3 separate regions of the Homo sapiens genome follow, and regions 2 and 3 are each linked to region 1. A link is an interaction called in ENCODE POLR2A ChIA-PET data of the cell type or tissue named here. Cell type or tissue: HepG2. All regions are shown on one strand. Links, peaks and the distances in the headings refer to the core of each region. The heading gives the core; the rest is flanking DNA.

The links. Peaks named below come from ENCODE experiments on the same cell type or tissue, not always from the same donor. Only the 100,000 strongest peaks of a DNase experiment are listed, where the experiment ranks them.
Region 2: POLR2A ChIA-PET joins it to region 1 with 5 read pairs; 1 of 35 experiments calls an interaction of 5 or more read pairs at or near these places.
Region 3: POLR2A ChIA-PET joins it to region 1 with 8 read pairs; 1 of 35 experiments calls an interaction of 5 or more read pairs at or near these places.

Annotation. Positions count from the first base shown.
Region 1 is chr6:157,724,399-157,732,152 of GRCh38, forward strand. No RefSeq gene overlaps it. Among named protein-coding and RNA genes, the nearest start is that of SNX9, 95 kb to the right of the region's middle. RefSeq lists an enhancer at 7,536-7,754. In HepG2, for the core only: no CTCF peak of the experiment used is centred there; DNase peaks (open chromatin) are centred at 3,363 and 4,103; H3K4me3 peaks cover 537 bases.
Region 2 is chr6:158,007,482-158,015,235 of GRCh38, forward strand. All of the region lies in intron 1 of SYNJ2 (synaptojanin 2), which reads left to right. Among named protein-coding and RNA genes, the nearest start is that of SYNJ2-IT1, 10 kb to the left of the region's middle. RefSeq lists an enhancer at 1,949-2,088. In HepG2, for the core only: no CTCF peak of the experiment used is centred there; DNase peaks (open chromatin) are centred at 3,470 and 4,240.
Region 3 is chr6:157,526,445-157,534,198 of GRCh38, forward strand. The region is part of intron 1 of ZDHHC14 (zDHHC palmitoyltransferase 14); the gene reads left to right. MIR3692 (microRNA 3692) reads left to right here and starts at 2,688; the gene lies at 2,688-2,756. RefSeq lists enhancers at 4,305-5,210, 5,211-6,115, 6,682-7,182, 7,183-7,683. In HepG2, for the core only: no CTCF peak of the experiment used is centred there; DNase peaks (open chromatin) are centred at 4,767 and 5,157; H3K4me3 peaks cover 1,123 bases.

The DNA.
Region 1 (7,754 bases), core at 2,844-5,343:
CACAGCATATAGCTGTAACTTCAGCTTCTTAGATTGTAGATCAACTCTCTTCCTCCTTGTTCTTGTTCTTTAAATGACTAGGAGAGATCAGAGGCCAGACCTCCCCTCTTCCAACCACTGACCCTTCTTGTAGATTAACTGCCTCCTTTACTGTCTTGTACCTAACTTCAACCAGATGGTGCAAAAGACCCCATGACACATCTTCCATATGGAATGTGAAATATGCCTTCCCTGAAAGAAAAAAACACCTTGACTAATCAGACCATTTGTGACTACGCATTAAGCCTTGTATAGAAGGATGCTGACATTCTACTAAGCACCCCCTGAATTTGTCTATATAAATGATTCCAAACTTCCACACTTTGGAACATTGACTTTCATTCTTTGGAATCTGTGCTTCCTGGGCAGCCATCTTGAAACTTGGAGCTTGAATAAACTTTCTTTAAACTAGATTCTGACCCTTTTGATTATTTTAGGTTGACGATATCATTTTATATCAGGGACGTGAGTATCCAAGGATTTTGGTATCCTCAGGGGTCCTGAAACCAATACTGCTGAGGACATGGAGAGACATGATAATTCAGGTCTGCGGGTGATAAATTCTTTCATCTTTTATATCTTCAACAAAGTTTAGCATTCATTTCTGAAAGATGTTTTCAGTCGATATCATAAGATTCCTGGTTGACTTTTTTTTCCCGATACTTCAGATGTTGCTCCACTAACTTCTCACTTGCATTGTTTCTGACAAGAAATCTGCCATGAGTCTTGTCTTTGTTTCTCTGTACATAATGTGTCTTTTTTCTCTGGTTGCTTTTAGGATTTCGTTCTTATCACGGGTTCTGAACAGTTTGGTTGTGATGTGTCTCGTGGTTTTCTTCATGTTTCTTGTGCTTGAGGTTTCCTTGTGTGGAGCTACTTAGATCTGTGGGTTGGTTAGTTTTCAACAAAATTGCACATTTTTCAACTCTTATTTTTTCAAATATTTATTCTGTCCTTCCTCTCTCTCCTCCACTTCAGGGACCTTAATTATGGATTAAGCTGATTAAAGTTTCCCACTGATACAGAACAGCTGGGCTTCTGGCTAAACCTCAGCCTTGAGCTTGGAACTGTGGCCCTAAGTGAAAACAGCTGACCTTGCTTTTCCACCCAAAAGTTGCTTTTTGGCCTGCCACACCCCTATTCTGTGCCCATAAAAAGACTTCAGCTGGCAGAGCAACACAAGCAGCTGATGCAAGCAGTCAGGGATGCAGGCCGCCGAGTGTCAGGGATACAAGTGGCTGAGTGGCAAGCAGAAAGGCATCAACTGAATGTCAGAGATTACGGATAGACGCAGATAACTTCAGACAGTGCGGCTTCAGGGAAAGGTCGCCTTCTTCCTGCACCCTTCTTCCCATACCATCCCCTTTCCAACTCCCCATTCTGCTGAGAGCCATATCCATCACCCAAGAAAATCCTCCACATACACTACCCTTCAATCCGTTTGAGTTACCTGATTCTTCCCGAACACCAAACAAGAACCTGAGTGCCGAGAGGACAGGGGTTTGGATGCTGCCACAGGCCTGCACAGAGCCTGCTCCCACCAGAGAGGAGTGACCAGCTGGTTCCAGTGTTCATTCCCTCTGTTTCCCACGCTCACTTGCTCACACACTCCCTCTCACGAGGAGTGGCCAGCAGCAGGCTGAAGGAAACAAGCCACTCCAGTTCCCACCCACAAAGGGGGTCAAGGTCAAAGGAACTGTCCCATCTCACCACACTCAGTGATGGACCATTTATTAAATTCTTCTTTCTCTGTGTGTTTCCTGTTGGGTCATCTCCGCCATTGTCTTGAAGTTTACGAATCTTTCTTCTGGAATCTCTTCCATGGTCATTAATCCCATCCAACGTATTTTTCATCTCAGCCAGTGTAGCTTTCATCTCTGAAAGTTTATTTTGGGTCCTTTTTATATCTTCCATGTCTCTCCTTAACTATTTGAACATACAGAATACAGGTATTGTGATTATTTCAATATCCTTGTCTGCTCATTCTAACATCTGTGCTAGTTCTGACTTGGTTTTGATTGATTTAGTTTTCACCTCATTACAGATTGAATTTTTATGCTTCTTTGAATACCTGGTAATTTTTTATTAGATGTCAGACATTAGGGATTTTGCCTTGTTGAATACTGGATATTTTTGTATTCTTATAAATATTCTTGGACAAATTAAGTGACTTGGAAACAGTCTCAGTTTTGCTTGCTTGCTTTGAATACTTCTTAGGTGGGACTGAGCCATGATTAATCTAGGACTCATTCCTCCTCATTACTGAGGTAAAACCTTTCTGAGTGCTGTACCCAATGCCCAATAAGGTGAAACATGAAGTTTTCTAGTCTGGCTTATGGGAACAGGTGCTACTCCTGGCCCTATCTCACTGTTTAACTAAAATATTTAAAAACAACACAGGAGTTTAAAAAAATTCAGAACTGTCACAGGTTGCCATAATTAGAAATTGCACATGGATCTGATAAAATGTTGTTCTATCAGCTAACACTGGAGTTCCACTCAGGAAGAGGATGGACTTTGGTTTTGAAAATACCTTGAGAGGTCACTCTAGTTCGGAGGTGAGGCTTCAACAGTTTATCTGGAAGGAGGCAGTGAAAAAAGAGAGCCAAAATGGTCTGTGTAAGAGGTTAGGAGAAATCTGGGTATGGTGGAAGGAAGTGAATTAATTAAGGCAAAAGGTCGAGGGAAGGGAGACAGGAGGCCAGATTGTTCCTGGAACCGAGCCGGGTCTGGCTGTGTTTTCTCGTGGCCCAATAACGAGAAGCAGACAAACTAGGAAAGAAGGGAATTTCTTGTAGTAACCAGATACAGGGAGAAGGTCAGAGATAATTCCACTAGACCAACTCAAAGTGTTACAATTTTCTTAGTGCTTATATAGATTGGGGTCATATGCCTATGTGCAGTATCACATTCACCTAAGTCTATGGGTAACTAATTTCGTTTCAACTAGAAGATCAGAGGCCAAAAAATGCTTTCTAAGTCTGATCAAGCTGTGAGGGCCCCAGTACCTTCAAGGCCTGTCTCCTAAATTCTATTTAATGAGGACTGTGGTACCAGAGTGATTATTCCTATCTTATCTCATTTGCAGTTTGGTCCAGAGAGCTGCCTTAAACTCTCCCATAAATCTATTCAAACAGCTGCCTCAGTTACCTTGACTCATCTCAGACTTCATTAACCTGAGATGGGTCCTGGCACGAGGAGTGTAAGGCTGTCTCCATCATCTTGGCTTGCTCCAGCTTTGGGAGAAGACTGTGTAGGAAGTGTGTTTCATTTCTGGCTTTGATGTCTGGGCATCAATTTCCCTGGGTTTAATTATTAGCTTAATGTTGAGGCAGTGCTGTGGAAATGTGTCTGTGTAGCTGGGGTGCTCTGCAGGCCTGTTTGTGTGATGGTCAGGGAGAATTGACCTGCCACAGCTGGCCCAGAAGCGGGTAGAGATATAGGCAGTGAAATAGAAACTCTTCATGAGATGGACAAAAGACCGAAGCAGGGGTGTCTAATATTCAATTTTAGGTTTGATTCATATCTAACATTAGACTGAGATTCAGATGTGGTGGTATAAACCTCTCCATGGCCTCAAGTTGTCGGTAAAATTCAGCTATTTATGCAGCCTTGGTCGATGGCTTGTCAAAAAATGAAATTATCAAAATCATGGCCAGTTAGGGCAGCGAGGTGCAAGCTGGGATGAAGAGATGTTCCATTAGCTGAAACGATTTTGCAGAATCAGGATTTCAGAGCTAGGGATGACCTGGAAAAATGTAATACATATGCCCTTCACCCTATGAATCCCCCAAAGAGTTTGAAGGGAACTCTAGATCTCCAGGTACACCTGGGATGGAGGTTCAAGTCAATTTCACTCAAAACCCAAAGGACAGGGTCAACTTCAGTTGACATGTCAATTAAGTATGATTAATTCTCAAACTAGTGACACCAACAACGGGTGGTAAGCATTCAGAAGAGAGTCTGTCAGGAGGACCTGGTTCAGCTGCCTTAAACATGTGTCAGAAATCGACTTCGACCTTTGCCTTCGCATCTCCCCTTGGGACAATGGGCTTTTGTACTCCAGTGTATAAATTTATGATGTTATCTGTTCTCCGCAACAAATATGACATCATGGTACAGCCCAGAAGCAATGTTATCTTTTTCCCCCTCAAGGTTAGATTGTCCCTACCATTCCTCGCTGCAGTGGCAGAGCTGCAGAGGGATTGGCTGAGGTTTGCTTCAAGTGTCATACTGCTATTTACAGCAGGTGAAACAGTTCCTTCTAGAAGGGACCTCTGTTATCTCCCCCAGTGCCCACTGGTGTCCTAGGAAAGCACAGTTGACACTGGGCTTTAAGCAGCCATTAAAGATAACACTGGGCTTTAAGCAGCCTTTCTAGGCAGGGCACAGTGGCTCATGCCTGTAATCCCTGCACTTTGGGAGGCCAAGGTGGGTGGATCACTTGAAGTCAGGAGTTCAAGACCAGCCCGGCCAACATGGCGAAACCCCATGTCTACTAAAAATACAAAAAATTAGCCAGGCATGGTGGTGGCAGGTGCCTGTAATCCCAGCTACTCAGGAGGCTGAGGCAGGAGAATCGTTTGAACCCAGGAGGCAGAGGTTGCAGTGAGCCGAGATCACACCACTGCACTCCAACCTGGGTGACAGAGCAAGACTCCATCAAAAAAAAAAAAAAAATTAAAAATTAAAAAAAAAAGGATCTTTCTGTCTATTCATCAGTGAACCTAGGAATGCATTTTAAACTTTGCCCTTGGGTATTTTCCCTGTTGCAGATGAAGGCTATTGAGGCTATTTCTTCTTGCCGGCTTGCCTTCACACCTCCTTCAAAGGTAGTTTCTTTAAAATGTTTTATTAGAAACCTAAAGTTAAAACTTTTAGTTACTCCCAATTTTTACTGAGCCTTGAGCACTCTGCATTCACAGTTGAGGGTAGCTGCGCCTCCCACTGTCCCCACCGCGCAGAACTAGGATGTGGGTCCAGGTCCCAGCAACCCTGCACCCCAGTCCTAGAAGGTACTGCAGAATCCTTCCCTGCTTTGCCTTTATAGTTTTAAGTTGGGGACTCTCTTGAGTAGGCAGCAGAGAGCGCTGACATATATAATAGAATGTAGAATATAAAAAAGATAGAATTTCTGACAGTGCAGAATAAAAGGTGCTGAAAAAAATGGATGGTGAGTTAGAATAAAACAAAGTTGCATTCCTCACTTACTTTTTGCTTATATAAAAATCCAGGGCCATGCAAGGTGGCTCATGCCTATAATCCCAGCACTTCGGGAGGCTGAGGCGGATGGATCACCTGAGTTCAGTTCGAGACCAGCCAAAACAAAGCATTAAAAATTAAACCATAAAAGGATGAAAAGAAAATGTAATAGATTCTTCCAATAAACTGAACATGAGGAACTTAACTCCCCTTGCCCCCACTGACCTATGCTACAAGGTGGATAAGACTCACACTTTTAGCTAAGTGAAAGTAGCCAGAGACATAAAGTATGGACCACTGACATGAAATATCTAGAACAGGCAAATCTGTAGAGATAGACAGTAGATGAGTTGTTGCCCAGGGCTGGAATGGGTGTGGGGGCGGGGAGTTGGGGCTGAGAGCTAAGGGGTGCATGCAGGGGTTCCTTTTTGGAGTAATGAAAGTATTCTAAAATGTATTGTGATGATAAATGCATAACTCTGTTAATACACTAAAAGCAATTGGATTATACATTTTAAATGAGTGAACTCTATGCAGCGTGAATTATATCTTAGTATAACTGTTTTTTTTTTTTTAAAAAAAAAAAAAAAAAAGAATGAAGGAGCCAGGCGCGGTGGCTCATGCCTGTAATCCCAGCACTTTGGGAGGCCGAGGCAGGTGGATCGCCTGAGGTCAGGAGTTCGAAGACCAGCCTGGCCAACATGGTGAAATCCTGTCTCTACTAAAAATACAAAAATTAGCCGGGTGTGGTGGTATGCGCCTGTAGTCCCAGCCACTCTGGGAGGCTGAGGCAGAAGAATCGCTTGAACCTGGGAGGCAGAGGTTGCAGTGAGCTGAGATCGTGCCACTGCACTCCAGCCTAGGGGATAGAGCAAGACTGTCTCAAAAAAAAACAAAAACAAAAACAAAAAAGTAGATAAGTGAAATGAAAATGAAAACCATCCATTAGCCCTCTACCTAGAGGTAGTCACTATTGAAAATTTGACTTATGTCCCTTAGTTCTTTTTTTTTTTTTTTTGGGTCGGAGTCTTGCTTTGTCACCCAGGCTGGAGTGCAGTGGTGCAATCTCGGCTCACTGCAACCTCTGCCTTCCAGGTTCAAGCAATTCTCCTGCCTCAGCCTCCCAAGTAGCTGGAATTACAGGTGCCCACCACTGCACCTGGCTAATTTTTGTATTTTTAGTAGAGATGGGTTTTGCCATGTTGGCCAGGCTGGTCTTGAACTCCCAGCCTCATGTGATCTGCTGGCCTCAGCCTCCCAAAGTGCTGGGATTACAGGCATTAGCCACTGTGCCCGGCCTTACCTACATTTTCAAACTTTTTCTCTAATAAACAAATGTTACTTTGTCATTATTATTATTATTATTATTTCTGAGAAAGAGTCTTGCTCTGTTGCCGAGGCTGAAGTGCAGTGGTGTGATCTCAGCTCACTTCAACTTCCACCTCCCAGGTTCAAGCAATTCTCCTGCCTCAGCCTCCTGAATAGCTGAGATTACAGGTGCGTGCCACCACACCCGGCTAATTTTTGTATTTTTAGTAGAGACAGAGTTTCACCGTGTTGGCCAGGCTGCTCTCAAAACTCCTGACCTCGTGATCCACGTGCCTCGCTCCTGAAGTGCTGGGATTGCAGATGTGAACCACCGGGCCCAGCCTCTAATAAGCAAATGTTACATTAGAAGGAAAGAAGGCAGGCAGGAAGGACGGGAGGCAAGAAGGAAGGAAAAAAGGAAGGCAGGAGGGAAGGAAGAAAGGAAGGCAGGCAGGAAGGAAATATTTGGTTTCTTTTCCTAAGATGCAACAGGTGGAAACCATGATCTATGTCTGCTCATGGCTCCATGACCTCCTGCTCATTGTGTTGAAGAATGTTTCTTTTCCTTGGTTCTTACATGAGATTGGATTGGTTTCCATGTTAATTAAGAAGATGTTTGCTCTCTGAATGAGTTAACAACTTGTGAAGTCTTCATCTGACCTCCTGTAGTTCACCTGGAATTGCTCAGATCAAGTAGTGAAACTTTGGGATGATCCCCTGAAGTTCAGATCCCTTCGACTACTAAATATATTTAATCCCTCTTCTATGTGTAAGAATAATCTGCCGATCTATTACAAAAATCTATAAAGGATATCATTCCCCTCTCAAAGACCCTCTTACTCTGTCCTGCATTAAACTAGGCACTTCCAGCTTGGAGCCCAACTAGGTTTCCTATTGGAGATCTCAGTCTGATGGATGGCAGTCTAATCGGAATGATCCCTGTCCTCATGGAGCGCACAGTGCTGGGGAACATCCTGGGACTGCTGGGAATGCCAGTCAGGGAAGCAGGAGCCCAATCACCAAAGGCCAAGTCCCCAGGTCAACAGTTTGAACTCCTTCCTTTGGCAAGAGGGCAGGGAAGAGCCCTGTTGAGGGGTTTGAGGCAAAAAAGGCCTATTGATAGTTGAAAGACCACCTTGGCTACCAGGTAGGAAGGAATTTGTGTGGGAGAGCCTGGAGGCAGGGAGGGCGGCCCCTTAGTAGTT
Region 2 (7,754 bases), core at 3,291-5,790, 280 kb after region 1:
CAGGCAATGAACATGGCATCATCCTTGAACCCTGTCTTTCTCTCATATCCCATAACCAATCTGTCCATGGTTCCACCTTCAAAATATACCCAGATATGTGATGATGTTGAGGAATTGCTGGTAACTTTTTTAGATGTGATAATGGTATTGTGGTTGTGTTTTGTTTTTGTTTTTGTTTTAGACGGAGTTTCGCTCTTGTCACGCAGGCTGGAGTGCAGTGGCGTGACCATGGCTCCCTGCAACCTCCGCCTCCCAGGTTTAAGCAATTTTCCTGCCTCAGCCTCCTGAGTAGCTGGAGTTACAGGCATGCACCACCTCACCTGGCTAATTTTTATATTTTTAGTAGAGACTAAAAACAGGGTAGTGGTGTGATCACAGCTCACTGTAGTCTTGACCTCTTGGGCTCAAGCAATCCTCCTGTCTCAGCCTCCCAAATAGCTGGGACCACAGGCTCCCACCACCACGCCTGGCTAATTTCTTTAAAAATTTTTATAGGGATGGAGTCTCACTGTGTTGCCCAGTCTTGTCTTGAACTCCTGGGCTCAACCAGTCCTCCTGCCCTAGCCTCCTAAAGTGCTGGGATTACAGGGAGGGAGATACCATGCCTAGCTAGTTTCATTTGTTATCTGCCTGGTGTGTGTAGACATCTGCTTTGTCACCTCCATTGTGGAGAGCAACATGGGGTTTCACCATGTTGGCCAGGCTGGTCTTGAACTCCTGACCTCAGGTGATCCATTCCCCTTGGCCTCCCAAAGTGCTGGGATTACAGGCATGAGCCACCACGTCTGGCCATGGTTGTGTTTTTTAAAAGAGCTCTTATCTTTTCCAGAGTCTTACTGAAATATTTACAGATGAAATAATGTGATGCCTGGAATTTACTCACAATAACCTAGGGCAGTGCTTCTCAAGCTTTGGCATGCATTCAAGTCCCCTGGAGGGCTCATTAAAACAGCTTTCTAGGTCTTGAGCCCAGAGCTTCTGATTCACAAGGCCTGGGGTGGGCCCCGTAACTTGTATTTCTAATGCTTGGTGCTGCTGGTGTGAGGAGCCCATTTTGAGTTGAGCTGATCTAAGGTATAGGAGAGTGAGTAGCCTGGGCGTGGGCTGGGAGAAGGTGGAGTTGGTGGGTACGTGGTAATGAAGGTACAAGGGTTTATTATGTCACCCTACTTTTCTTTGGAAAGTTCCGCAACTAAAAAGCACGTGTGTATGTGTGTCTGTCTGTCTGTCTGTCTCCAGAACTCTTCAGCTCTTCCATTGCTGCGCCCTGGCTCAGGCTAGAGTCCTCTCTTGCCCAGGTGGCGCTAGCACCTCCTAACTGGTCTCCTTCCTTCTCTCCTTGTTCCTCTAGAGTCAGTTCTCAACAGAGCAGCCAGGATGATCCCCAGACCCCTGCAGTGGCATTCAGAGTGACACCCAAAACCTTTCTGTGACCTCAAACTTCTGTGCAGTGTGTTCCCCACGCCACTTCCTCCATGAACCTTCAGTCACACTGCCCGCCTCGCTGGGGCTTGCACTGGTCAGGAGTGCTTCTGCCGCAGGACCTTTGCACGTGCCCTTCTGGGCCTACAGTGCTCCTCCACTCTCCATGCAGCCATCTCCCTGGCTTCCTTCAGGTCCGCATTCAGATGTCACCCTTGCAATGAGGCCTTCTCAGACAACACCATCTAAAATGTCACTTCCCCTTCCCCACTATTCATACCCTACTCCCTGCTCACTTTTTCTGCTCCGCGCCTGTCACTGTCTATATTGCACTGATTGATCTTATCTATCCTGGCAGGAAGCTTGAGCAGCGCCCGCCTCTTCCTGGCTGTGCCTCGGCAGTGCCCCCACCCCAGCCTCCCACCCCATCTTGGTCTGCACCCCCTGCCATCACTCATCCATTCATTCCTCCTGTTCCTCTTGGCCACTGCCAAATGCTGGATGGTTTCCATCTGTTTGGTTCACTGCAGTGTCTCTGTCCCTGGAAGGGTGCCAGCCACAGAAGGCACGAAGATGTGTCCACAGAGCCGGCGGCTAAAAATCTGGCAAGAGGAGTCGAGGAAGGGGGCTGAGGAGGTAGAAGGGAGGGCTTTCCTCAAAAGGCCAGAAATTCGTGGCCAGCCAAAGGGGAAGCAAAGACATTCTCGTGTAGGAAAACTTACAGGAAATGCAACTAAAAGCGTGGGAGACAGGAAGTCTGTGTATTTCTGAGATTATCAAGAAAGGGGGGATGGAAGTTGCAAATGGGCAGGCCAAATTCAGTCTGCAGAGGTGTGCTTCCAGCCCACGCAGTGCTTAAAATAAATGGAGATGGTTGCCAGCACTGGAAGGTCTGGAGTGCCCTGTCTCCTGGAAACACTGCAGCCTGGCACCACTGGGCTGGTGAGCATGACTGGCACCTGCAGCAGCTGCCCACCAGCTAATGGCAGGTGTGTGTTCTCTGCTCACCCAAAGCCCTTCCAGCAGCTTCATTTTGTTGTTGTTGTTTATTTGTTTTTGAGACAGGGTAGTGGTACAATCACAGCTCACTGCAGTCTTGACCTCCTGGGCTCAAGCAATCCTGCTATCTCAGCCTCCCAAGTAGCTGGGACCACAGGTTCCCACCACCATGCCTGGTTACTTTTTAAAAGAATTTTTGTAGGGATGGAGTCTCCCTGTGTTGCCCAGGCTGGTCTTGAACTCCTGGGCTGAAGCAATCCTCCTGCCTTGGCCTCCCAAAGTGCTAGGATTACAGGTGCGAGCCACCATGCCTGGCTAGCTTCATTTGCTACCTTCCTGGTGTGTGTAGACATCTGTGTTGTCACCCCCATTTTGGAAAGCAAAAAGGATTTCTTCTTCCTTCAAACATAATTGAGAAAATACAGTTGTTTGGGGGCAAGTAGGGTGCGGGGTGACTCTGGAACCGGCCTCCTGGGAAGCCAGGCCTCTGGGAGTGCTGGAGGTGGGCAGTGAGGCTGCCAGGCCCCTGCCTTCTGGGGTGGGGTGCATGCTCCTGATACATCAGAAGGGTCGGGGGAGGACTTGGAGGTGAAGGCACTGCAGGAAGAGAGGAAGCTTACTGGAGAGACGGTCAATGGGGCAGTCAGGCTTTAAAAGGACGGGCCCACCAAGTGAAAAGATGACCAAGTGTTTGGGCTGAATTGTGTCCTCCAAAAGGATATGTTGAAGCCTAACCCCCGGGACCTCAGAAGGGGATCTTATTTGGAGATAGGGTTGTTGCAGTTGTAACGCTGAGATGAGATTATACTGGAGTAGGGTGGGCCCTTAATCCAGTGTGACTGCTGTTCTAAGAAGATGTACATGTGACAATGGAGGGACATGTGGGGAGAGGATGGCCACGTGATGATGGGGGGGACATGTTGGGAGAGGATGGCCACGTGACAACAGGGGGATGTCAGGAGAGGATGGCCTCGTGACAACGGGGGAATGCCAAAAGAGGATGGCCTCGTGATGACAGGGGACACATGGGGAGAGGATGGCCTTGGGACGACAGGACATGTGGGGAGGGGATGGCCACGTGATGATGGGAGGACATGTGGGGAGAGAATGGCCACATAATGGTGGGGGGACACATGGAGAGAGAATGGCCACATAATGGTGGGGGGACACGTGAGGAGAGGATGGCCACATGACAATTGGGGGACACCACGCGGGGAGAGGATGACCACATAACAACGAGGGGACATATTGGGAGAGAATTGCCACGCGACGACGGAGGAAGGGACTGGAGTGAGGAAGTCATAAGCCAAGGAACGCCAAGGACAGAACAAGCAGCAAACACAAGACACAGGGCCAGGTAAGGAGGTCCCCGGCTCCAGGTATCAGAGGAGCCCTGCTGATGCCTGGATTTCAGCTCTCTGGCCTCTGGACCCAGAAGAGAATGAAGTTCTGCTGCCTGGGGCCTCCCAGTTTGTTTACAGTGAGTCTGTTCATGGTGGAGAAACATCTTCTCATGATGTTCCTGTCCACCATGGTCAAGGCCTGTTTTGAGCTCCTGCATTGTATAAGTCAGAGGTAAAGCTGTTTTTCTCAAGGGGTCAATAATTGACAGTATTGGAATGGGACAAGGTGGTCCTGTTGGGTTTTGTTTGTTTGTTTTTAAAATATGAGGATAGAAAGTCGTGTTTTTACTTGTGCTTAATTTTCCCAGTGGCCGGGATGTGAAGTCCACGCCTGTCATCTGTAATGCACCAGGGCAAGGGGTCGGTTTTGTTTGCATAGCTTCTCCCAGGGTCATCTTCCCACCCCTCAAGTGTGGATTTGGCCACAACACTTTGTTTAGCAATTTCCTGTCATTTTGTTTTATTTGGTCAGGCTTATTTGCATAGTTGAATGAATGCACAAAGGCCTCCTTGTTTCGTGGTTCACAAAGTCAGAACTGGATCATACCAGGGCATACGGGTTCTGTTTCAAGGCTTTGTAAAGCTGCTAGGGTTGAAATAGGTATTTTTGGTGTCGGAATTATTTTATTGCATTTATCAGTTTATCTACTGAGATGGGGCACTGAGAACTGCTGATTTACCTCTCTGCAGCCCTGTCTGCAGTACCTGAAGGCTGGGGGAAGACATTTGGCAATGCACACAGCCTTTGTTTCTGCCTGTGAAGTTGGGGTTTCATAGGCCACCTCCCAGGAGGGCCCTGTAGGTGCATGACAGAGTCCGAGTGTCTCACCAGTGGGTTTGTCATTGCACCCAAGCAGATGCTGGGGGAGAGGATGCCTCTTCCTTCTCCTCACCCTTCATCAGTGTGTGAGCAGAGGCAGGAGACCTGTGGGCTGGAAGGCCCACATCCTCCTTCCCAGGCTGTGAATGTGGCACTTACATGGCAGGAGGACTTTGCAGATGTGATCAGGACCTTGAGAGGAGACATTATCCTGGATGATCTGGATGAGTCCATCGCACTCACAGGGTCCTTAAAAGCTGGAAGAGGGAGGCCAGGCAGGGAGAGGGAAGGAAATGTGAGGATGGAAGAGGGATCCGATTGCCGCGATTGCTGAATTTGAAGAGGAAGGAAGGAGCCGAGAGCCAAGGAATCCAGGCAGCCTCTGGGAGCTGCAAGAGACAAGGAAATGGATTCTGTCCTGCAGCCTTCGGAGCAGATGCAGACCTGCCGACACCTTCCTTTCAGCTCAGCGAAATCCATTTCAGAATTTTGAGTGCAGAGCTGTAAGGTCATGAGTCTGTGCTGCTTAAGCCACTGTGTTTGTAGTCATTTGTTGCGGTAGTAAAGGAGACTAATATGCTATTTTGCCACCATTCTGAGCTTTTGAGGCAGGCTGATGGAAAAGGTGGGACAGTGGCTTCCCAGTACTTTTCTAAGTGATCCTGAGAACCTAATATCCCAGGCACTTCATATTCTGTAACTCTCCACCCTGCTGCCAGCAGAGTCTGCTTAGTCCTCAAGACGAGGGGCTTCTGCTGCTCTCAGAGGTTGATGATTTCATTGATTATCTTTAAGTTACTCTGCACTCTCCCTTCCCCAGAGAAAACCCAGTCAAATTCAAGTGAGCATTGGGGAAAATATTCATTCATTAAACTGGTTCTTAACCTTTTTGGGGGCACCGACCTCTTGAGATTCTGTTGAAAATGGGATTTTAGCCCCCATAAAAATACATATCAAAAATTTGCATAAATTTTGGCCAGGCACAGTGGCTCATGCCTGTAATCTCAGCACTTTGGAAGGCCGAGACGGGCAGATCACTTGAGGTCGGGAGTTCAAGACCAGCCTGGCAACATGGCGAAATGCCGTCCCTACTAAAACTACAAAAAATAGCTGGGTATGGTGGCGCATGCCTGTAATCCCAGCTGCTTGAGTGGCTGAGGTGGAAGAATAGCTTGAACCCAGGAGGTGGAGGTTACAGTGAGCTGAGATTGCACCATTGTACTCCAGCCTGGGCAACACAGCGAGACTGTCAAAAAAAAAATTGCATACAATTTTGAGAACAATTTTGTATACAGATTCCCCCAGGAGCTACCCCTTGAAGCTCCAATGGCTGCCAGGGGCTTCCTCTGTCACCCCAGGTGAAGAGCCCTTGTACAGATTAATTCACATTAAGGCTGATGAATGGCTGTTTTCCTAGTAAGTCTCCTCGCTGTTTGCCAGGTCCTTAAACCATGTTCAGTGGATCCTCATTATTTGTGGATTCCATATTTGTAAATTCATCTGCTCTCTAAAATTTGTTTGTCACCCCAAGATCAGAACTCATAGACACCAGCAGAGTGGCAAAAATGTGTTACCCGATGAGCCTTTTCCCAGCTGAAAAGGATGCTCTGCCATCTTGTTTCAGCCTCTTGGTGTAAACGAGTGTGGTTTTCATGATTTGTTTAGTGCCATGTTTTCCATGTTTTGTGCTTTTTCTTCGTGGTTTCACTGTTTGAAAGTGCTGTCTAGTGTTTCCAAGTGCAAGAAGGCAGTGATGTGCCTTATGGGGAAAATATGTGTGTTTGATAAACTGTATTCAGGTTTGTGTTCTAGTGCCACTGGTTGAGTGTTAACGAATCAACACTGTACAGATGATTCCTGACTTACGATGGTTCCTTCCAGTATGATTTTTCAACTTAACAACGGTGTGAAAGTGATATGCATTCAGTAGAAACCATCTTTCAAATACCCATGGGACCATTCTGTTTTTCACTTTCTGTTCAATAGTCTATACATTTCATAAGATATTCAACACTCTTTCAGAAAGTAGGCTTTGTATTTCATGATTTCGCCCAGCTGTAGGCTAACATGTGTTCTGGATAGGTGGAAGGCAAGCTGAGACATACCTCTATGGTGTTTGGTAGGTTAGGTGTATTGAATGCATTGTCAACTTAGGATATTTTCAACCTATCCTGGGTTTATCAGGACATGACCCCATTGTAAGTTGAGGACCATCTGTTTATTCAGTAAGGTGTCTTTTAAATAGAAAAACACATAAAACAAGGTTAGTATTGATTGATTGACAAAAATGTTGCAACCTGAGGCTTTCAGGAACCTAACTCTGCATTTCCTTTAGGAGTGCTGCTTGCTTCAGTATCTGCTGGTAACTCTATGGAACATAGCTACTGTGAATAATGGGAATTGGGTGTATTTTCAAGTTGTTGGCCTCTCCAGCTACGCTGGTAATCAGTCCTGCTCTTTAAATCACATCTTACCATCAGTCCTGCCTAGAGAAATGGAGGAAGGGAGGTCTCTGGTCTTACGGTCTGTCCCGACTCTCTGCCCCACCAGCTATGTCCCGAGAACCAGCCTGGACAGAGCCATCTGATTGGTGGGTGGTAGCAGGTCATGTTGTGAGGCCCTGGTGCCTGCCTTCTGTCCTCCTGTGCTCGCTAGAGGAGCATGAGGCAGGAGCAGCCAGTCCATGCTGGTTCCTGAGCGAGGCAGCTCTAGGGCTGCCAGCACCCACTCCTGGGGGGCTGAGGGTAGGAAGAGCTTCAGAGGGGAGGATGGGACTGTCTGACTATATTTCCAATCCCAGTTGGGACTTGTGGTCTGATGAGGACAAGTGCCTTTGAGGGGGATGGGGATGGTTGAGAGGAACCAGGAAATCAAATGTGTCCTGGAAAACATGGCATGGTGGATCTTTTGAGTTGGGGTGTTGGGATGTGTGTCAGCTAAAACAAGGTTCACCTGCTTCAAATGTTCATCCAAGCTTTCTACACTTGCCTCTCTGAGTCAACATCTTTAGAGACAGCAGGAAGTGATGAAAGTCAGTTCACAGTCCATCTGCTCTGAGGGCTTGGTATGAGGGGCTGATGTTTTCTGTCATTTTCTCCTTTCTAACATTT
Region 3 (7,754 bases), core at 3,291-5,790, 200 kb before region 1:
ATGGAAGTGAGTCAGGTTCTTGTCTTAAACGTTGGTCTACTCGGTCTTGACAAGGTAAAGTTCTGTAGACTCCAGACAAAGCTAGGGATAGGATAGTACCTCTCTTGTATCTCTTCTAGAACCTTCTTTTCACTCTCTCATTTAGCCTTGGGTTGTTTTTCTCTTTCACACACGAGTGTCTTCACATTTGGGAGTCTTGCCCACCCTCAAGCTCGTGGGTTAGGAAGGGGCTTCCCTACATGGCCCTACGTCTGTGCTAGTCTCAGGGTGGCCTCTGTGCTCCTGCCTACTTCAGCGACTGTGGGAACCCATCTTCTCTGAATGGACTGACACACGTGCGCCAGGGCTCGGCTGAGAAGGCTGAAGGGCAGTGTGGACAGCCAGATTATTCACCAACCGCTGGACCAGGGACCTGGGTAGATGTTAATTTTTATTTGCTGGCTCATAGAGAGAGGTTCTAGGGATGTGGGGAGAGGGGCCGGGGCAGTGGATGGTGGCCGGGAGCACTGAAGGACTTGGGGCAGCATCTTTAGCAGCTGGCCTCAGAGTGTGCTTCTGAATAGGTACTTGATTACGTACCTCCCCTCCTAAGAGTAGTAGTTTATAATACTGTTGGGGTCCAGGACCCCTTTGAGAATCTATGGATCCTCCCACACAATGTGAAACCATGGCCGTAGGTAAGGCCAACGTTCTCTTCTATCGCTGCAAGCTGGTGACCCTCAGCTGAGCCACCCTGCAACTGGGTGCCTGAAAGCAGATTACACCAGCCGGGGGGCCATGGCTGCATCAGTGCCCCCATCTCCTACCAGACTTGGGCACCTCCCATCGACTCCAGGAGCTCCCCAGCTCCTGTTTCTACTCTGAAGGAGAGGCTGCATTCTCAGCTCATGTGGCGAACAGGAATAGTTGATATTCCTTTGCTCAACTGACCTGTTTTCCTATTTTCCCACCCAGATTTTCCATTCAAAAATCTCTTCAAAAAAGTGCTTTGCAGAGCTTGCTCTTATAGTCAGACAATATTGAAGTCCTTTCATCTTGCACCATGCAGCCTCAGAGTCTCCACCCAGGGGAGAGTAAGAGTCAAAACCTCAACTGATGGAAACTTCTGGTAGAAAAAGCCTTCCAGAACTGCCCAGAGTAAGCACTACAGTCACGAGGTTTTGCCACAGAGCGTATAGGCTCAGCTAGAGCATTTTCAAGCTGTTTTTCTGTGGCCTTGCTTGGTGGACCTCTGCTTTTTGACCTCAAGTTTCACAAGTGCTTTAAACATGAAGCAGTGTTTTCTTGGCAGCCATGTAACGGTCTCTCAGGAAGTTGTTTCTGGAAATGGAAAGACTGTTCTCAGAACTTGACAGTTCTTTAGGGCTCCAGTTATTCTGAATGTTGAAGCCAACTGGACAATGTATGACGCAAGCCTAAGAGGGATAGGGATGTAGCTGTAGGAGGGGCTTTCTGATCCTTCTCTCTCTCCATTGTATCACTCTGCAGTTTCCCTGTTGATTCTCCAACTTTGCCATCTGCTTGGCAAAATTCAAGAAAGGTGGCACTTATTTAATTGATTGTAGCTTTCATGGCAGTCACACCTTCCAAGCCTTCCATCAGGCCAGCCAGGCATGATTTCCTTTGTTTCAGTCCCTCTTGGTGTTCTCTAATTAAATATGCTTTTTCCAGATGTTTCTCCACCGTATTCTTTAAGGTTGTTTCCACCATTTTTCCCTAGATCTAATGTCCATTATTTTGCCTTTTGCCCTTCTCTTTTTAGTAATCAGTTAATAATCGTGTTTGCCATGGGGAAGTCCTCAGGAATACTTCTGTTGTATTTCAAAATGAGCTGAACAGTTTTTTTGTTGTTGTTGTTTTTTAATCTCAGAAGTGTGTGGCTTAAAAGAAAAGTAAAGAAATGATATGAAAGTTTAACCATAGATGAATATACTTGGAAAAGCACAAGTAGATGAAGACTGGGGATGGGAGTGGGCATTAATCAATTAATTTAAAAAGCACGATAGGGTGGGCGCAGTGGCTCACACCTGTAATCCCAGCACTTTGGGAGGCTGAGGCGGGCAGATCACGAGGTCAGGAGATCGAGACCATCCTGGCTAACATGGTGAAACCCTGTCTCTACTAAAAATACAAAGAAATTAGCCAGGCGTGGTGGCAGGTGCCTGTAGTCCCAGCTACTCGGGAGGTTGAGGCAGGAGAATGGCAAAAACCCGGGAGGCGGAGCTTGTAGTGAGCCGAGGTCGCACCACTGCACTCCAGACTGGGCGACAGAGCAAGACTTCATCTCAAAAAAATAAAATAAAATAAAATAAAATAATTAAAAAGCACAATTAGATGAAGACTGGGGGTGAGAGTGGGCATTAATTAATTAATTAAAAAAGCACAATTAGATGAAGACTGGGGGTGGGAGTGGGCATTAATTAATTAATTTAAAAAGCACAATTAGATGAAGACTGGGGGTGGGAGTGGGCATTAATTAATTAATTATAAAAGCATAATTAGATGAAGACTGGGGGTGGGAGTGGGCATTAATTCCTCAACAGCACATGGTATTTTTCAGGTTTCTCCCAATGAGTTCAAAGAGTTTCATTGAAAGTATATCCTTGTAGTTGCTAGTGTCTAGGAGACACACTCAGACTTCCAGTTTTACTCAGCACCTACCACCTGTACTCTTCTGAGGTTCTTTGCCATTCCTGCTGGTCAGGAGTGGATACTGGAGCAATAGATACAGTTCCACACTGACACTGCAGAAGTGGAGATCTCTGGAGTCTCTGCAACCCCACCCTCTCTTCACAGGGAGCAAGTTACTTCTTGAGTATAACCTGGGAATTTTAGAAAGTTTATCTTTTTTCATAAATGAAAGTTTATGTTTTAGCATTGTACTGGTCAGAATCCTCCAGTATTTAAGCAAAACTAACCAGTACGGTCTTTGTTTAGTATACATGTATTTTGCAATAACAGGAGCAGTCATCACCATTTAGTGTCAAGCTTGATTGACAGGGCCCCTGGGAATCTGTGGTTTCTGTTGTGTAGAAACCACAGAGCTTGTTATTCTTCAACTGGAATTGGGAAGCGGAGCCCAAGAGAAATGTTCTTGACCTTCAGTCACTAAGGCGTTACTACCAGACTGCTGGCAATCCATCAATGAGCGACTTTGTCACCCAAGACTCCGAGCTTGTCTTCTCCCCAGACTGGACAAGGCACCTTCACGCAGAATAGTTTCAGGTTTCACTGTGTTCTTAATTACATTTAATGAGGATCATTGAGATCCTTATAAAAAGGTGAAAACAGGTACAGCTGTTATTGTATTCCACTAAGAAAATGTGTAGAGTGCAAAACAGAAGTGTAGGCCTCATTGTGGTACAATTGAGAGACCATGCCTTGGGCCCATGGGCTTTGATGGCGGCCACATCTGATTGACTTCTGGTTATGAAACTTATTAGCTAAACCAGGCTCAAAGTAATGAACCTCTTATAAGTCTTATCAGTCAAATTAATGAACCTTAGTTTCCTCATCTGTGAGATGGTCTCAGTAATACCAATGTCATAGACAATTAGCTGTGTACATTTCTGTAGACATTATATGAAATGTTATATGTGAAACTGCCTGCAATATAGGTACTCAATCAAAAAAATGTGAATTTTCATTTGCTCCCTGCAGTCTTACTATCTGGCTGCCTGTTACTTTGAAAACCATGTGTATGAAACAGTAACAGGCTACCTAAAAAGAAAAAAAGAAAAAAGAAAATGATGTGGGACCACATCTGTGTGTCTAGCAGGCATGGACCTTCCCTCTGGATCTGTTTGTTCTGACCTTGTCTTCTAATTGAGCTGGATAATTACATGGTAGGAACTCTCCCCAACATCAGGGCCGAGAAATGCTGTCACCATGTTTTAATGCAAAGGCACTTTGCCAAGGATAATAGTCGATACCACGGGCATTGTTTTAGGTGAGATAAAGGAATCATCTGTGAATGAATGCTGTGTCCCTTTAGAGAAGGAAAAAATGAATCGGCAGCCCCAACAGCAACCCAATATCCAAAGACTTTCAGTGAATTTCATTTTGTTCATTTTTCTACCAAATATGCACTTTTGAAGCTGTCTTTGCCTGATAGTCTCCAACTTGGTGTCACAGGGCTCGTGGGCTTTAAGCTGTTAACCTTGTTTTATTTCTCCCCTTTTTGGAAATAGAACCATTTTCTCCTGAAATACCTTTGTAGCCTTTTTTCTTTTCTACTCAAAAGCACCTTATTTCCATTTTGCATAATTATTATGTACTATTTTTCAAATTATGATGTCTCTGCTATTGGAAACAACATTGTTTAGTGAGTTTGTGGGTGAAATAGCTTAGCCTTCTGCACTCACATGTGTCTCTGTCTGAACGACTGGATATTTCTAACCTGTATTGGTCCTATATTATCTAATTCCTTGAGGTTTATGATGACGGATATGTTAAAAAAAAAATCTTCAATTCCTCTTTATTCTTAGGGAAACATTGTAAAGCAAAATTTACTTAGAAATTCTTCCTACTTTGCAAAAGAAAGAAGGTGGCCCTTTTTCTCCCCCAGGAGAGAGATCGTTAGCTCAGAGGAGCGCTGTCAGCAGAGGCTGGAGCACACGGAAGTGGGGTCTGCTCAGGTCCCTCTCGGTGTTCATTGCTTCACCTGCATGACGACCTTTGCACCCATCGCTTTGCAGTTCGCCACCAAACGTGGACCCAGATGTCCCGGGTCTGCTCTGATGATTCCACAACATTCAATTCAGCAAATATTTGTCGAGTGCCTATCATGTAGCAGTGTGTGAGGCACTGGGGATGCCACAGTGACTAAACAGCCTACAACGCCCCTGCCCCCCCCGGACATGCCGTTCCAGAGTCCAGTCCAGGGAGGATTACACTGTGCTTCCGCCAGTCACTCGGTGCACCGTCCGAAGGAGGCCTGGAAACATTAGGGTCAGGGAGGGTCTGGGGCTCCCTGTCCTTGCCAACACCCTTCCTCTCTGCAGGTCTCACTCCTGCCTCTGACACCCCCTCCAGAAAGGCTTCACCAACACCCCCCGCTCCGGCCCACTGAGTTGGTTCCCTCCACCGTTCCTCAACACCTGTGTCTCCACACTTGCTCTTTTGTTTGTAGTGTGCTGATTTGCCCCACCCCCCAACCCCCACACTGGAATGTGAGCTGCCAGGAAGCGAGGGTCTTGTCTTGATCTTCCTGCTTTCCTAGCACATGGTGCAGCTTGCTGGCAGGTAGTGTGTATTCAGTGGCTGTGTGCCGAGTGCCTGAATGAAGGCGTGAAGGAGACTCAGTCATCTCCTGCATCCACGGTACTCGTAGACTTGTTCTCCAGCTCTGGAAAAACTTTCCAAGACTCAAATGTGCCTTTTCCCCAAAGGCCTTGAGTTACTGCATCTTCGTAACGCCGAAGACACTTTTCCGTAGCGGTAACATCTGGACTTTGTGCAGTGTGACTGTCCCAGAGGGCCTGGCCTCGTTCTGCGGGATGGGCGTGGGGGTGCCAGCTCCCTGGCAGAGGCCCCAGTCCTGGGTAAAGCTGTGCTCACTGCCTGCCCACCCTGGGTGAGCAATTGAAGCCCTAGTGTGGGGCCCCTGGCCATGGAAGCACTGGGGAAGGAGCCGCTGGGGGAGGAGGAGCAGGCACAGCAGGCGTCTCCTGGTGGCACCAGCAGCCACACCCCTGGGCCACCTCCCAGCAGGCAGCCTGATGGCCCCAGGGCCTTGGGATGGGAGGAGAGCCTCAGTGGTGTTCAGTGTGCAATCTGAAACAAGGCAGGGCATTTTCCTTCCAACAAGGTTTTCTTGAACATGTAATGATTAAACTAATTCATATTTTGTTGAAAATGTCTCTGTTGAGCAATTCATTGCCAAACAGTGCTCACTGATGAGCTATCCAGCGTTTGGGTTCAATTCCATGAACATTGCCGGTGTTGAGGAGATTTAATTTGTATAGCATTTGATTCTTTCTCATTCCTGAACGCCTCCTTTCCCATCTTGCCATCCCTAGACCACCCGCAACCCAAGGAAAGAAAAAGGGAATCTAGCAGGCCTCTGAGATTCCGGATCTCCAGGGGGCTTGCTGGAACTGAGGGGAGTTGGGCCCTATATGTGTGGCCTTGTCCTGTACTTTAAATAAATACCCAGTTTAAGACAGAAATCTGCAAGGATGACAGAAGAACTTTCTCTAGTCACATTCCTCCAAGAAGTTGGGTACAGACCAGAGCTGAGATAGGAGATAACCTGGGTTTTGCCTTCTCAAATGTATGATCCTCCATACCCCAAAACAATTAGACTAATTAAGGTATTGTAAGACAACTTGCAAAAATCAAGAGCTTCAGCCCGCTGAGGTTTCAATCCAACAGAGAATATACATTATCGTCAAGCATCTTCTTTATGGATAGTTGAGTTTTTAAAAGCACAGGCAGATTTTAATATTTCGGCAATTATCTTCTTTTTTAGTTCAACAAGTACTTATGCATTTATTTTTAATAACATATTTCTCTACTACAAAAATAAGCCATGCTTTAATTAAGAAAATTTGGAAACCACCAAAACGCACATATGCAGAAAATCACCCAGGGATAATGAGATAATGGGGCACATTCTTCTAGTTACAAATATAGATGTGTTTGAAACACAAATAGGATTGTCTCCGCTGTACTTTGTATCCTGTGTTTTTTTAGATGTCTCTTCATTTCATCTAACAAATAGTTATTGTAAGGTCAACTATGTGCTAGACTGAATTCTAGGCACTGGAGGTTACATCAGTGAACCAAGCAGATACACGTCCTCATTGCATTGAGCTTTTTTCTAGTGGGGTCAGACAGTAAGCAAGGAAGTATATATATTAACAGTGTGCCAAGTGGGGATAAGTGCTATGGGAAGAGTAAAAGCTGGAAGGGGTTGGGGTTGGTGGAGACGGGATGGCTGGTCATAGGAGGGCTGCAGTTTGGAGATTGTGTGCAGCACAGTCAGGGAAGGCTCTACAGAGATGGTGATATTTGAGCAAAGGCTGGGAGGAGCTCTATGGCTCCCTGTAGGGAGGGAGTTCCAGGCAGGGGGAAGGCACAGGCAAAAGCCCAGAGGAGAGGCAGGCCTGGCTTGTTCCAGAGCTGCAGGGGTCGGCAGGAGGGAGGAAGATGAGGTCAAAGAGGTCACAGGAGCCAGATGGCTTTGTAGCCTCGGCAAGTACCTGGCTTTAGTTCTGAGCAGAGGAGGGACGTGCTCTGGCTTGAGCTGGTGCATTGGGCACGGAGTGCAGCCTAGGGGGAAGCAGAAGAGCCGGGCCATGCTTTGATGGGCTCAGGAGGCTGCAACGTGGAAAGCCCTCAAGCAGACACCTCTGCCTCAGGCTCTAAATGTGGAGATGTTTTAGGAATACTGTGGCCAATTTAGTTCACTTGCATTTTTTAAAATGTATGCACAATAATGATATATGATTTTTAAATTGGTGTCTAATTAAGTCTATAATAACTCTTTCAATAAGTATGAAATAAAGATCCCTTGTGGTTAGGGAATATTATCTGATTTGGCACATTTCCCCTTAATGATACATCTTAAAATGTGGGGTACCTTAGATTGGATGAAACAAGAATTATGAATAGAGCTATGACTTTCCTATACAGAGTTTCCAGAAGGGAGGCAGAATGGACACCCTTCAAATATAAGCCAGGGTCAGAGGCAGCTAAACCTTAGAATGCTGTTTAGTGCCAGGACAAATCCCAAATCACTACCCTGGACG